Regions from separate parts of the Homo sapiens genome. Here all the other regions are linked to region 2. A link is a loop called in an ENCODE intact Hi-C map of the cell type or tissue named here. Cell type or tissue: MCF 10A. All regions are shown on one strand. Each heading gives the region's core, and the rest is flanking DNA. Links, peaks and the distances in the headings are about the cores only.

Evidence for each region. Peaks named below come from ENCODE experiments on the same cell type or tissue, not always from the same donor. Only the 100,000 strongest peaks of a DNase experiment are listed, where the experiment ranks them.
Region 1: a loop joins it to region 2, with 6 times the contacts of the local background. A loop is called at or near these places in 5 of 110 quality-filtered maps.
Region 3: a loop joins it to region 2, with 9 times the contacts of the local background. A loop is called at or near these places in 5 of 110 quality-filtered maps.

What each region holds. Positions count from the first base shown.
Region 1 is chr19:43,208,668-43,213,648 of GRCh38, reverse strand. LOC284344 (a long non-coding RNA gene) reads left to right here. Exons shown (of 9, transcript NR_033888.1): 9 at 1,174-1,858. Among named protein-coding and RNA genes, the nearest start is that of PSG4, 5.5 kb to the right of the region's middle. In MCF 10A, for the core only: a CTCF peak has its summit at 2,660 (motif pointing right); a DNase peak (open chromatin) is centred at 2,658.
Region 2 is chr19:43,269,086-43,274,066 of GRCh38, reverse strand. It overlaps PSG9 (pregnancy specific beta-1-glycoprotein 9), which reads left to right and starts at 4,537. Exons shown (of 6, transcript NM_002784.5): 1 at 4,537-4,699. The coding sequence starts at 4,636. In MCF 10A, for the core only: a CTCF peak has its summit at 2,773 (motif pointing right); no DNase peak of the experiment used is centred there.
Region 3 is chr19:43,423,781-43,428,761 of GRCh38, reverse strand. No RefSeq gene overlaps it. Among named protein-coding and RNA genes, the nearest start is that of TEX101, 11 kb to the right of the region's middle. In MCF 10A, for the core only: CTCF peaks have their summits at 2,743 (motif pointing left) and 2,943; DNase peaks (open chromatin) are centred at 2,451 and 2,911.

The DNA of each region.
Region 1 (4,981 bases), core at 1,174-3,673, 60 kb after region 2:
TTCAAATCATAAGTGGTAAAGGATGCTAAACTTTCTCTATGTTATATTAATGGATATGTTACTGATATGATTGTTCCAGAAATTGTATGAGATTCCTAGAAATTAAATATGTTATCAGCCATAATGTCATATACCACAGAAGTAACTTTTTTTGTGAGCTGTGTTATCATAATGAATTATCATCAGAGTTTAAACCATAGTCATTTAAAATCTTTGTCATTCACAGATGTTGTTTTTATTCTTCCTCAAAGCATTTCCAATCAGCTACAGTCCAAAACTGCTTCCTTTTCAAGGAGATTTATGGAAAAGATGCTGACAAGAACTCTTTAATACAAGTTTCTGATAACTTTCAGATTATACCACTGGACTGTCTAAGAACTTCCAAAACTTTAAGAAACAGGCTGATATCTTCTTAAAATTCCCAGCCTATACCAAGCAGGAAAAACACTGATTTCATTGAAACAATTGATAATAATGAGGATAATGTTTTTATGATTTTTGTTTGAAAATTTGCTGATTCTTTAAATGGTTTGTTTTCTAGATTTATGGAATTTTTTTCTTTTAATCTATCTATAGCTTATAGCAGTTCAATAAACTATACTTCTGGGAACTGTAATTGAAACATTTACTTTTGCTCTCTACCTGACTGCCCCAGAATTGGGCAACTATTCATGAGTATTGATATGTTTATGGTAATACAGATATTTGCACAAGTACAGCAACAATCTGCTCTCTTTGTAACAGGACACATTTCAAATCATTGGTTATATTACCAAGGCTTTGACTGGGATGTTATATTTAAGAATATAGACAGAATGAACCAGTATGAACTGCAGGCAAAGTCTAAACTCAGCCTTGGTTTGGCTTCCTATTCTCAAGAGGTTTGTAAAAGTTTAATCTGAGATTCCTTATAAAAACTTAGAGCAAAGAAAAATTTTAAAAGAGATCCTACATGGTCCATTGCTACTCTTGCTGCACTTATGTAAAGAATCAGACCACGTTTGAAGAAACTCAACCTATTTTGCAAACAAATTTATTCTACTGAAATTATCATTGGTAAAACTAGAGATGCCCATAGAGAGAAAAATAATGTGGAAAATAAAAACCGTAGTACACCGGTTATGAGATTGCAACTTTGTTCATTGTTTCTGTGTTTTTATTATCTACCTGTAGACTGGATATTACCCTGAATTCTACTAGTTCCTCCAATTCCATTTTCTCCCATGGAATCACGAAGAGCAAGACCCACTCTGTTCCAGAAGTCCTATAAGCGGGAGGTGGACAACTCAATGTAAATTTCATGGGAAAACCCTTGTACCTGAAGCGTGAGCCACTCAGAACTCACCAAAATGTTCGACACCATAACAACAGCTGCTCAAACTGTAAACCAGGACAACAAGTGGATGACTTCACACTGTGGACAGTTTTTCCCAAGATGTCAGAACAAGACTCCCCATCATGATGAGGCTCTCACCCCTCTTAACTGTCCTTGCTCATGCCTGCCTCTTTCACTTGGCAGGATAATGCAGTCATTAGAATTTCACATGTAGTAGCTTCTGAGGATAACAACAGAGTGTCAGATATGTCGTCTCAACCTCAAACTTTTACGTAAAATCTCAGGGGAAATGTGGCTCTCTCCACCTTGCATACAGGGCTCCCAATAGAAATGAATACAGAGATATTGCCTGTGTGTTTGCAGAGAAGATGGTTTCTATAAAGAGTAGGAAAGCTGAAATTATAGTAGAGTCCCCTTTAAATGCACATTGTGTGGATGACTCTTGCCATTTCCTAAGAGATACATTGTAAAACGTGACAGTAAGACTGATTCTAGCAGAATAAAACATGTACCACATTTGCTAATACTGTTCTCTTAAAATAATTTTAAAAGAATGGGGTGGGCCCTCCCATGTGTTTAGGCCAGGTCTCTGAACACAATCCTCCATCTGCAGTAACAATGCCTAAGAAGATGACATGGACTTTGTCCCGATATGCAGCCATTCCTGTATACCCTTCCCCTGCTGCAGGGCCGTACCAGCCCAGGGCCCAAATCTTCAGCTGCAGAGCTGAGACAGAACATGGGATACCCAGCATCCCTTACCTTCTTCCAGTTCACTGCAGTGGCTACTGGCATGGCCCATTTATCCCTGAGGACACCCATCTGCTGACCCACAGTTTCTAAGAGTCAGACTTTCCTGGCTTCTCTGAGCCCCAGCTACTTTCACTCTGCTGAATCCTTCTTCTCCCCACAGGTGTCATTGACTTAGCAGACACCTCTTTCAGCTGCAGCTAACAGGTAAGCCAAGACCCAGACCCCAGAGGATAAACAAGGATTTCAAAACCTACTGTGTCCAATGGAGATGCCCACTTGTGGGCGGCAAGCCACCCAGGTGCCGAGGCAAGAGACCGAGGACACCAGCTGTTCCAGTATAATAAAATATAAAAGAAGAATAGTTATACCAGATATAGATCTTAGATATGATTATATATGAATATTATTAATCATTAGTTGGTAGCATTGCTCTTTATTCCAATATTATAATAATCTTTGGTCTATAATCATAACCTAGGAAAAGCCAGGCCATACAGCGATAGGAGCTGGGGAGACATAGTGAGAAGTGACCAGAAGACAATAGTGCGAGCCTTCTGTTACGCCCAGACAGGGCCACTAGAGGGCTCCTTGGTCTAGTGGTAACGCCAGCGTCTGGGAAGATGCCGGTTTCCAGGCGAACCATGATGTCGTGGTAGCCTCAGTGTCGAGGAAAAACACCCACTACTTAGCAGACCGGGAAAGGGAGTCTCCCTTTCCCCGGGGGAGTTTAGAGAAGACTCTGCTCCTCCACCTCTTGTGGAGGGCTTGACATTAGTCAGGTCAACCCGCAGTTATTCAGAGGCCTGTCTCCCTGTGATGCTGTGCTTCAGTGGTCACACTCCTAGTCCACCTTCATGTTCCATCCTGTACAACTGGCTCTGCTGTTTAGTTAGCAGTAGCAAATTAGTGAAAGTACTAAAAGTCTCTAATAAGCAGAAATAATGCTGTAAGCTCTCTCTCTTTCTCCTCTCTCTCTCTGCCTTGGCTGCCAGGCAGGGAAGGGCCCCCTGTCCAGTGGACATATGACCCATGTGACCTTACCTATCATTGGAGATGGCTCACATTCCTTATCCTGCCCCTTTGTCTTGTATCCAATAAATATCAGCACAGCTTGGCATTCGAGGCCACTAACGATCTCCGCATCTTGGTGGTAGTGGTTCCCCAGGCCCAGCTGTCTTTTATCTCTTTGTCTTGTGTCTTTATTTCTACAATCTCTTGTCTCCACACATGGGGAGAAAAACCCGCCGACCCTGTGGGGCTGGTCCCTACACCCACTGTACAGAGACAAAGAAATAGAGATGTATACAACTCCCCAACAACATTGTATCACAAAACAACATCCTCTCTGCCCCTCATCATGGAATTCACTGTCTCTCACCACGTGGGCAGGTGCTTCCAGGGTCTCACAATTCTTCCACAAGAGGCAATGCACACTTTAACATAGCACTTCAGCAAATAAAGTGGTGAGAGTTTACCTACTTAGATAAAGTTTCTTAAAAGGTTCTCCCAAATTTCCCCCTGAAGAAGACAGAAAAGGCTTTCCCAATGGTGAAACATTGGCCTCCCCACCTTTCAGAAAAGGAACACTGAATAGCCACAATAATCTTGCCAAAATAAATTGTAGGCTTGAACTTTACTTGAAACCTCGCAAAGGAGTACAATTATTAAAACAGAAGCTGCTGGCAAAAGAATGGACATAAAGACAAATGGGATAGAATTGAGAGTCTAGAAATAAACCCTCACACTTATGATCAATTACTCTTTGAAGAGGGTGTCAAGACAATTTAATGGATTAACAATTCTTCTTTCAAATGATAGTGCAGAAACTAGATAACCACATGCAAAACAGTTAATTTAAATAACTCTACCTCCCACCATATGAAACAATTCTCTAAAAAATTGATCAGTGAGTTAAATATAAGACCTATAACCATAAAAACATCTTAAAATAGACACAGAGGTACATACTGATGACCTCAAATGTGCCATGGATTCTTAGATATGATACAAAAGCATGAGTAACAAGAAAAAAAGATAAATTGGGCTTTATCAAGATGTGAGCCTTTTGTGCATCAAAGGAAATTATCAAGAAAATATTTAATAGACACCGAATGAGAGAAAATACTTGCAAACCACATATAGGCAGTTTTCATGTCCAGATAATATCAAGAACTAGCTACAACTCAATAAAGAAAGGACAAATCATCCAATTTATAAATGGGCAAAAGACTCAAATAGACATTTCTTCAAAGAAGATATACAAATAGTCAAGAAGGACATGAAAAGATACTCAACATCAATAGTCATTAGGAAAATACAAAGTCAAAGCTGCAAGGAGACACCACATCACACCTACAAAACTGGCTAACATTCTTTTAAAATGTTAAATAACAAGTAGCAGTATTATGTAGAATTTGAAATCTTCATACATTGCTGGTGAGAATATAAAAGGTACAGCCACTAGGAGAAACAGTTTTGCTGTTTCTCAAAAAGCTAATCACAGAATTCTCATTTGAAACAACACCCATTCCTAGGTATATACCCAAAAAATTAAATCCAGGGACTCAAACAGGTACTTGCATGGGAATGTTGATTGCAGCATTATTCACAAAAGATAAAATATGAAAACAATCCAAGTGTTCATCAACACATGAATAAATAAATATGGTGACACATACAACAGAATGTTAATCTGCCATAAAGAGGAATGAAGCTCTGACACCCGCTGGAACATGCATGGACTTTGGAAACATTATGCTAAGTGAAATATGTCAGAAACAAAATAACATCATTGTATAATTCCATTTATATGAAACATCAAGAATAGGCAAATTCATAGAGACAGAGTAGAGATGATCAAGGTCTAGAGTAGAACATACAAAGAGTTATTGT
Region 2 (4,981 bases), core at 1,513-4,012:
ACACTTTAACATAGCACTTCAGCAAATAAAGTGGTGACAGTTTACCTACTTAGATTAAGTTTCTTAAAAGATTCTCCCAAATTTCCCCCTGAAGAAGACAGAAAAGGCTTTCCCAATTGTGAAACATTGGCTTCCCCACCTTTCAAAAAAGGACCCCAGAATAGCCAAAACAATCTTGCCAAAAGAAATTGTAGGACTTGAACTTTCTTATTTGAAATCTCACAAAGGAGTACAATTATTAAAACAGAAGCTGCTGGCAAAAGAATGGACATAAAGACAAATGGGATAGAATTGAGAGTCTAGAAATAAACCCTCACACTTATGGTCAATTACTCTTTGAAGAGGGTGTCAAGACAATTTAATGGAGGAACAATTCTCCTTTCTAATGATAGTGCAGAAACAACTAGATAACCACATGCAAAACAGTGAATTTAGATAACTCTACCTCCCACCATATCAAACAATTCTCTAAAAAATTGATCAGTGAGTTAAATATAAGATCTATAACCATAAAAACATCTTAAAATAGACATAGATGTAAATATTGATGACCTCAAATGTGCAATGGATTCTTAGATATGATACAAAAGCATGAGAAATAAGAAAAAAATATACATTGGGCTTTATCAAGATGTGAGCCTTTTGTACATCAAAGGAAATTATCAAGAAAATAATTAATAGATACAGAATGAGAGAAAATATTTGCAAACCACATATAGGCAGTTTTCATGTCCAGATAATATAAAGAACTAGCTACAACTCAATAACAAAAGGACAAACCATCCAATTTATAAATGGGCAAAAGACTCAAATAGACATTTCTTCAAGGAAGATATACAAATAGTCAAGAAGGACATGAGAAGATACGCAACATCATTAGTCGTTAGGAAAATACAAAGTCAAAGCATCAATGAGACACGACAACTCACCTACAAAACTGGCTACCATTCTTTTAAAATGTTAAATAACAAGTACCAGTATTATGTAGAATTTGGAATCTTCATACATTGCTGGTGAGAATATAAAAAGGAGAAACAGTTTTGCTTTTCCTCAAAAAGCTAATCATAGAATTCTCATTTGAAACAACTTCCATTCCTAGGTATATACCCAAAGAATTAAATCCAGGGACTCAAACAGGTACTTGCATGGGAATGTTGATTGCAGCATTATTCACAAAATATAAAATATGAAAACAATCCAAGTGCTCCTCAACACATCAATAAATAAATATGGTGACACATACAACAGAATGTTAATCTGCCATAAAGAGGAATGAAGCTCTGATACCCACTGGAACATGCATGGACTTTGGAAATATTATGCTAAGTGAAATATGTCAGAAACAAATTAACGTAAGTGTATAATTCCATTTATATTAGACATCAAGAATAGGCAAATTCATAGAGACAGAGTAGAGATGATCAAAGTCTAGGGTGGAACATACAAGGAGGTATTGTTTAAAAGATACAAAGTTTCAGTTTAAAATGATAAAAATTTTCTAGGGAAAATAGTGGTGATGGTAATTTAACACTGTGTATGTGGTTAATTTCACTTGATTGTGCATTTTAAAGTGGTTGAAATAGCACATTATTCACAGAACTGTGAAAAATAGATTTCTATTATATCGTTCACCCAAGCTAAGGTGTTTGTTATGGCAGCTGAAGCCCATGAATACATCATCTGACCCAGTGTGTCAATGAAACACATCAGTATTTCAATCAAATTAGCTGGAAGCTCCTGTCCCCAGGAGAATCAAAGGCCCCAAAACAAGAGCTCCAGCAAGGGCTCAACCAGCACAGGTCCCATAGGGCAGCCTCAATGTCAGGCCCTGGATGGCATGTGAGGCAACAGCAATACAACCACAACGTGAAAATGTAAGTATTTTTACTACTTCCAGACACTAGGGAGCACTCGGCACACCTGGAGACCACAGACACAGTGGTCAGTGACCCCATGCAGGGAGGAGAGAAGAGACCTGTAAGCGAATGGCTTTATTAAGTCCAGGGTGTTATCTGACAGGTTTCCAGCAGGGAGCTTTAATGGATGTGTTCAAAGCAAGCAGCAAACACTGGGACCAGGAGCTCACGCTGTGACTGAGAGGTAGTCACTTTAAATGTGAGGGCGAATGTCAGAATTATCAGTTTAAAGAAAGCAGCTTGAGAGAGGGGAGCCCAGCACACCAAGCAGGAGAGATGCCTCTAAGATTTTATCTCTGGACACCAACTGGAGCCACTTGAACCAGACACAGTATTGAAAACTACCATGGTGACCAAGCCCTGCCTCTGATTTGAGGCAAATAAACTTACACCTTAAAAAATGAATGCCAAGGCAACATGACACTATGAGCATCATGACATCCAGGGACACCAGCAGGGTGTGGTACTGTGCCCTGGAGTCAGAATCCTGGGTTCTGGTCCCTGGGAGTGAGAAAATGAAAATGACTTGTCCTTGCCCCCCTGACGTTGATCTTCCCACCCTGCTGCTCCCTCTTCTGCTCTCAAACCCATGTGCAGTGCTCAGCCCCAGGCATCACTGCCCCCAGGGTATTCACAGTGTTGCCTACTGCACACAAACACAAACTCACAGAAGGTGACAAAAATCTGCGTTTGGGACATCTGATTGTGAAAGAGGGATAACAGTGAACGTAGAGCCACAGAGACTGGGACTCACGGGGCTGGAAGGTGAAGGAGCTGTAACATAACATATGTGTGACCTCGTGTGAAGTGGAATAAAACATGCAGCCTGGCCTGGGATTGCTGCCGTTCACACTTCCCTCCCTGTCCACCAGAGGGCGACAGAGTCCCTCCCAGCCTGGAGCCTTCCCAGGGGATGCCAACCTCCCTCAGCGGAACCCACAGCCCAGCAGGGTCCACCCTCACCAGGGTCACTTCGGCCCAAGTCCTCAGCACCCTCCATGCTCCCCACACGGACTCTGTCAGTTCCTCCCTGACCTGGCGGCCGCCAACCTAACACCACTCCCTCTGCAGGGAGCTCCTGCCCCACACACCTGCTCCTTCCCTGGGCCCAGCTAAAGGCATCTCCCAGGGCAGCGCTGGTGCACGCGACGCCACACTGGGCGCTTTCCCCTCGTGAACTCTCTCCATCCTCATCAACTCTTTCTGTCACTGCTCCCTAAATGCCTGCCCCTGCTCCATCTGTCCTGTTCTCTGGGGCTTCCCAGGCCAAGCCTAGCGCCGACACAGAACAGCGGCTGCCTGAGGGCCCACAGCCTCCCCGGGAATCAGCCAGGCACCCTGTCACCTGCCTGCCCCCTGCACCCCAGGGGGCTCAGAGAGCGTGTGATGGTCATTCACAGGTACCATCCGGGATGTGGCCACCTACCCCCAGCTGTCCCTTGGGAAGACAGACCTCTCCTGTGTACTTGCGTGGAGAAGGGCGGTGTTATTGCTCTTTGCTCCCAGAACACAACTCACCCCCACCCGCCCTCTCAGGTGTGAGCAACGTCCCTCCAGAGAGCCTCTCTGGTCACTGCCTGTTCCTCCTCTACAGACAGCAGCTTGGCCAGGTCAAAACCCTCAGGACAGACCCCTGGGTGTGTCAGCACATGGAGGGCTGAGCCCATCATGGCCACGGAGTAAGTCGGGATGAATCTCTCCAGCTCTGAACCCCTGCTCTGTCCCAGGCTCCCCCTCCTGCGTCTCAATGAGCCATGTCCCGCGGGGTTCCTGGGTAACTCCCCACTTCCTCCTGCACCACCACGGGGAAGGTGTGGTGACCACAGGACAATCAGCTGGGCAGAGAAGAGAGGACATCAAAGATGGTCAGGGAGAACATGAGAAACCCTGAGCTCCAGCTCAGCCGCCAGACCCCAGGGAGCCATAGACTGACAGAGAACTGTCCCTTTGACTATGGGACTCACAGCCCCCACTGAGCAACCAGCACAGGCCTCTCCTCCTAAGAGGCATGAGAGATTCACCCTGCACACCTCCAGGAAGGACAGTTTCCTCTGGGACACCCAGGTCCTGAAAGTCCATCCTTGGAAGCTGCAGTCAAGCTTGACACGATTAGAGAAAGGAAGGGTCCCTCTCACCAGGCAACACACAGCTCACCCACAGCACAATGGGGTGTCACTGTGACAGGGACCTGGTGCATCTCCAGCCTCCTGCACTGAAGGGGAGAGCCAGATGGGGATGAAAGAGGGTAAAAGGCATGAATGTGCACCCCAACCCAGAGCCATGGGGACAGCAGGAGGCTGAGGCCCAGGACTGTGCTTGCCCAACCTGCAGGGTATGTGCCTGACTGTGTGGGTCTGTGTGTGTCTCTTCTGTGTGTGTGTGTGTGTGTGTGTGTGTGTGTGTGTGTCTGCACAAAGTGTGTGTTGAGGTTTGGTGAAAGAATCACTGCTGAAAAAGGCAGAGGCCTCCACAACTCCCAGGGACCTGAAACACAGACAAAAGGAAAAACAGAAGGAGGGACAAGGAGGCAGGACTGAGAGAGAAGGGGACAGAGAGGTGTCCTGGGACTGACCCCGCCCATGAGCTTGAGAAGTGCTCCTGCCCCGGGAAGAGGCTCAGCACAGAAGGAGGAAGGACAGCACAGCTGACAGCCGTGCTCAGACAGCTTCTGGATCCCAGGCTCATCTCCACAGAGGAGAACACACAGGCAGCAGAGACCATGGGGCCCCTCCCAGCCCCTTCCTGCACACAGCGCATCACCTGGAAGGGGCTCCTGCTCACAGGTGAGGAGAGAACTTCCTGGGAGAGGACAGGGGGAGGAAGCGGAGTGACTGGATGGGGTCTCCTGGAGAGGATGGGGTTGTAAAATAAAAGAAGCCAGCTCTTAGGGAGGCTGAGGTGGGTGGATCACGAGATCAGGAGTTCAAGATCAGTCCGGCCAATGCAGTGAAGCCCAGTCTCTCCTAAAAATATAAAAAATTAACCAGGTATGGTGGTGTACTCCTGTAATCCTAGCTACTCGGGAGGCTGAGGTGGGAGAATCATGTGAACCCGGGAGGCAGAAG
Region 3 (4,981 bases), core at 1,632-4,131, 150 kb before region 2:
CTCTCCCTACTCTCTATTCCATATTGTATTGAAGTAAATCTCAGACATTATTTCATTTTATTTGTAAATCCTTCTCTGTGTGTGTGTGTGTGTCTGTGTGTGTATTGTGTGTGTGTGTAGAGATTTTATATATATATATATATATGTATATTCTTTTTTTTTTTGAGATGGAATCTCACTCTGTTGCCCAAACTGGAGTGCAATGGTGCCATCTTGGCTCACTGCAACCTCCACCTCTCAAGTTCAAGCGATTCTCCTGCCTCAGCCTTCTGAGTAGCTGGGATTATAGGCACCCATCACCACACCTGGCTAAGTTTTGTATTTTTAGTAGAGACGGGGTTTCACCATGTTTGTCAGGCTGGTCTTGAATTCCTGACCTCAAGTGATTCGCCTGCCTTGGCCTCCGAAAATGCTGGGAACACAGATGTGAGCCACCATGCCCAGCCATTCTGTATATATAGTTTTAAAAAGATAAGCCTCCCCCAACCTTTTTTTTTTTTTTTTGAGATGCAGTCTTGCTCTGTTCCCCAGGCTGGAGTGCAATGGTGCAATCTCAGCTCACTATAACCTCTGCCTCCCGGGTTCAAGCAATTCTACTGCCTCAGCTTCCTGAGTAGCTGGGATTTCAGGCATGCGTCACCACGCCTGGCTAATTTTTGTATTTTTAGTGGAGATGGGGTTTCGCCATGTTGGCCAGGCTGGTCTTGAACTCCTGACCTCAAGTGATCCACCGGCCTCGGCCTCCCAAAGTGCTGGGATTACAGGCATGAGCCACTGGATCCGCTGAGCCTCTCCCTTTTAAAAAATAAATATGCCACATTCTGTGACGATAAAGTTACAAGAAAATAAAAAAATTAAAATAAACATGTCATGAAATCAGCGTATCTATTAATGGTTGACTTTCTTGCAAAGACTACCAGAGAAACCCATTGATCACGCAAAGTAAGAGTTTATAAGGCCAATTGCAGCAAGGGAGAACAAAGTTCGGTGGTGTCTCAACAGTGTCACAAAGGGGAAAATGATGTAAGGGTATTTGAGGTAATTCTTTAAAGCAAGGAACTGACTAAAATTGGGCAAAGGGCTGGGTGCGGTGGCTCACGCCTGTAATCCCAGCACTTTGGGAGGCTGAGGCAGGCGGGTCACCTGAGGTCAGGAAAGAACCTAGGAGGCGGAGGTTGCAGTGAGCCGAGATCATGCCACTGCACTCCAGCCTGGGCGACAGAGCGAGACACTATCTCAAAATAAAATAAAATAAAATAAAATAAAATAAAATAAAATAAAATAAAGTAAAATAAAATAAAATAAAATAAAATTGGATAAAAAGTATGAGACGATAGTTTAGAATTGGTGAACACAACAGAATGGAGGTCTTGAGAGAAGTCTTGAGAAGCAAACTATTGTCTGATAAGTGAGCTTTTTGCCCAGTTGAGCCATGTGTTGAGAGGAGAGCTATATGCCCAGGTGAGCAAATTGTTTGCCTAGATAAATTTTTTTTTTTTTTTATTTTCCTGAAGCAAACAATGAGTTCTTTATTGTTTTACAGTCTTATCCTTCCAGGCAAGGCTTTTTTGAAAGTCAAACAAACAGGTAAGTCATGTTGAAATACATGATCTCAGTTCTCATATCTAATAGAATTTAAGATACCTACCTCATTAAATAATCAATGAATGCATTTTCTTAGCTGTATCAGAAAAGTATTATTTTATATCTGATTATTCAAGCCAGGATCCAAGCAAGGTCCACAAATTGCATTTGATTTTGTGTGTTTAAGTTCCTCTTAAACTATAGCTTCCCTTACTTTTTTTTCTTCTTCTCTCAAATTTATGTTTTGACAAAGTTAGGTCATTGTCTTGCAGCTTCCATAATCTGGATTTTGCTAGTTCCATCCCCACAGGCATTTAACATGCTCTTTTCTCCTCTAAGTTCCTTTCAATTTGGTAGTTAGAACTGATGCACGCTGAGTGCAGTGGCTCACACCTGTAATCCCAGAAATTTGGGAGGCCCAGGTGGGAGGATCGCTTAAGCCCAGAAGTTTGAGCACAGCCTGAGTAACATGGTGAGACTCTGTTTCTACGAAATTAAAAAAAAAATTAGCCAGCTCTGGTGGTGCGTGCCTGGAGGCCCAGCTACCCAGGAGCCTGAGATGGGAGGATCACTTGAGCCCAGAAAGTAGAGGCTACAGTGAGCTGCGTTTGTGCCGCTGCACTCCAGCCTGGGTGACAGAGCAAGACCCTGTCTCAAAACAAAACAAAACAAAAACAAACAACAACAGCAACAAAAACAAAACAAAAAAACTGATGCAGGATGGACAGGCCCCCAACATGATGCTTAGGCTGGGAGGGTTCTTGGCTTTGACCGGGAAAGAATTCAAGGGCGAGCCCCGGGTATTAGGCAGTAATCTTTTATTGAATGGTACTGCTCCTTGCTGAGCAGGGATAACTCATTGGCAGTGTGCCCAGAGTTGGCAACCTGTGAACCCTTGGCAACTACATTTATATTCTCTTATAGCCACTTCAATTACATGCAAATTAAGGTGTGGATTAATGCAAATTAAGGAGTGAGTTATTTAACAAGTTTCCAGGAAAAGGGCAGCAACTTCCAGATCATTGCCATAGAAATGGGTGGTAACTTCTGGGTCGTTGCTATGGCGTTTATAAACTGTCATGGTGCTGGGGGCAGTGTCTTGAGCTAATGAGCAATGAGGGCAGCTAGGGTCACTTTTGCTGTCATCTGCTGGTTTTGTCCAGTTTCTTCACTTTATCCTGTCTGGACTAAATCCTGTTTTAGTCAGCAGCGTTGTGACCAGAAAACAAGTCTTGTCGATCTCCTAAACTACTGATCTAAGCTATTCAGCTTTTAAAAACGTGGCAAACAGCAATTTAGTGGGTCTCCCACTGCCAATTTTGTCTTCCTCCAGACTATTCTCAACATAGCAGCTAGAGGGCTCCTTAGACAAGAGAAGTCAAAACATCGTATCACACCCTGACATAAACTAACTTTTTCTTCTTTCTTTTCTTTTCCTTTTCTCTTCTCTTCTCTTTCTTTTCCCCTCCCTCCCTCTGCACTGCCCCCTCCCTCTCTCCCTTCCTTCTTTCCTTCCTTCCTTCCTCCCTTCCTCCCTTCCTTTCTCTCTCTCTCCCCTCCCTCAATCTCTCTGTCTTTCTTTATTTTTTAAACAGAGTCTCACTCTGTCACCCAGGCAGAGTGCAGTGGTGGGATCAAAGCTTACTTCAGCCTCAACCTCCCAGGCTCAAGCAGTCCTCCTGCCTCAGCCTCCTCAGCAGCTGGGACCAAAGGTGCATGCCATCATGCCCAGCTAATTTTTAAAAATTTTTTGTAGAAATGAGGATCTTGCTATGTTGCCTAGGCTGGTCTCAAACTCCTGGACACAAGCTATCCTCCCACTCTGGCCTCCCAGAGTGCTAGGATTGATTACAGGCATGAGCCACCACACCTAGCCTGATCTAAACTCTCTAACAACTTCCAAATTCACCTGGCATAAAAGCCAGAGTCAGTGCAGTTGCCTATGAGCTCCCTGAGATCTGTATTCCCGTTACCTCTGACCACATCTCCTAAGATGCTCTTCCTCATTTCCTCTGCTCCAGTCACCCTGGCCTAGTTGCTGTTTCTTGGGATCTCATGCAGGTGCCCACCCATAATATATGCATTCCAGTTTTTCTATATCCCTGCCAACACCTGTATACTGGAAACAGCACAACAATGCTGAAGGAAATTTCACACTGTGAAATAATACTGTGTCTTCTTCCCCATTCATAGCATATATCTTTTCATTTATTTCAGCACTGTTGTGAAATAAATGAAAAGATATATGGTATGAATGGGGAAGAAGACACAGTATTATTAATGTCGCTGGAAAAAGGGGTCTTGATCCAGACTCCAAGAGAGGATTTTTGGATCTTATGCAAGAAAGAATTCAAGGTGAGTCACAGAGTGCGGTGGCAACAGAGTTGCTCATTAGTTACACAGTAGGGTTGCCTCAGAAAGCAAGAGAAAGAATGCGCTGTCTTTTTAAAAATTATTATTATTATTTTTTGAGACAGAGTTTCACTCTTGTTGCCCAGGCTGGAGTGCAATGGCGCGATCTCGGCTTACCACAAACTCTGCCTCCCAGATTCAAGCGATTCTCCTGCCTCAGCCTCTCGAGTAGCTGGGATTATAGGCATGCGCCACCACGCCCGGCTGATTTTGTATTTTTAGTAGAGACCGGGTTTCTCCATGTTGGTCAGGCTGGTCTTGAACTTCTGACCTCACGTGGTCTGCCCGCCTCAGTCTCCTAAAGTGCTGGGATTACAGGCGTGAGCCACCGCACCCGGCCGCATTGTCCTTTTTTAAAAACTCTTCTTATACAGGGGTCTTATCTATATAAAAGCTAAGCTAAGTTATGTCTATGTGTGAGTGGGCTGACAGCATGACAAAATTTATTATTTTGCTGATTTAAGGAAAGTTATCTGCCAGGTGCAGTGGACCATGCTTGTAATCCCAGCACTTTGGGAGGCCAAGGTGGGAGGATCGCTTGAGCCCAGGAGTTTGAGACCAGCCTGGGCAACACGGTGCGGTCCTGTCTCTACAAAAAAAATACAAAAATTAGTGAGGTGTGGTGGCTCTCGCCTGTAGTCCCAGCTACTGGAGGGTGGGGGTGGGAGGTGGGAGGATTGCTTGAGCCGGGGAGGCAGAAGTTGCAGTGAACTGAGATCATGTCACTGCGCTCCAGCCTGGGTGACAGAGCGAGACCCCATCTCCAAAAATAATAAATAAATAAATAAATAAATAAATAAATAAAAGTTATTCTTGGCATTTTAGTGCATAAGTACACCAAAGCATGACTCTGTCTTGAAAGTATATATTGTTATGTGATATTGGGACATCTGGACATTCTTCTGTCACAGGAGTTTGTCCTTGCAGGCATTAATAAACTGCTTCTTTAGCTGTAAACATCTTATGACCGTGGGTTGTGATTGGC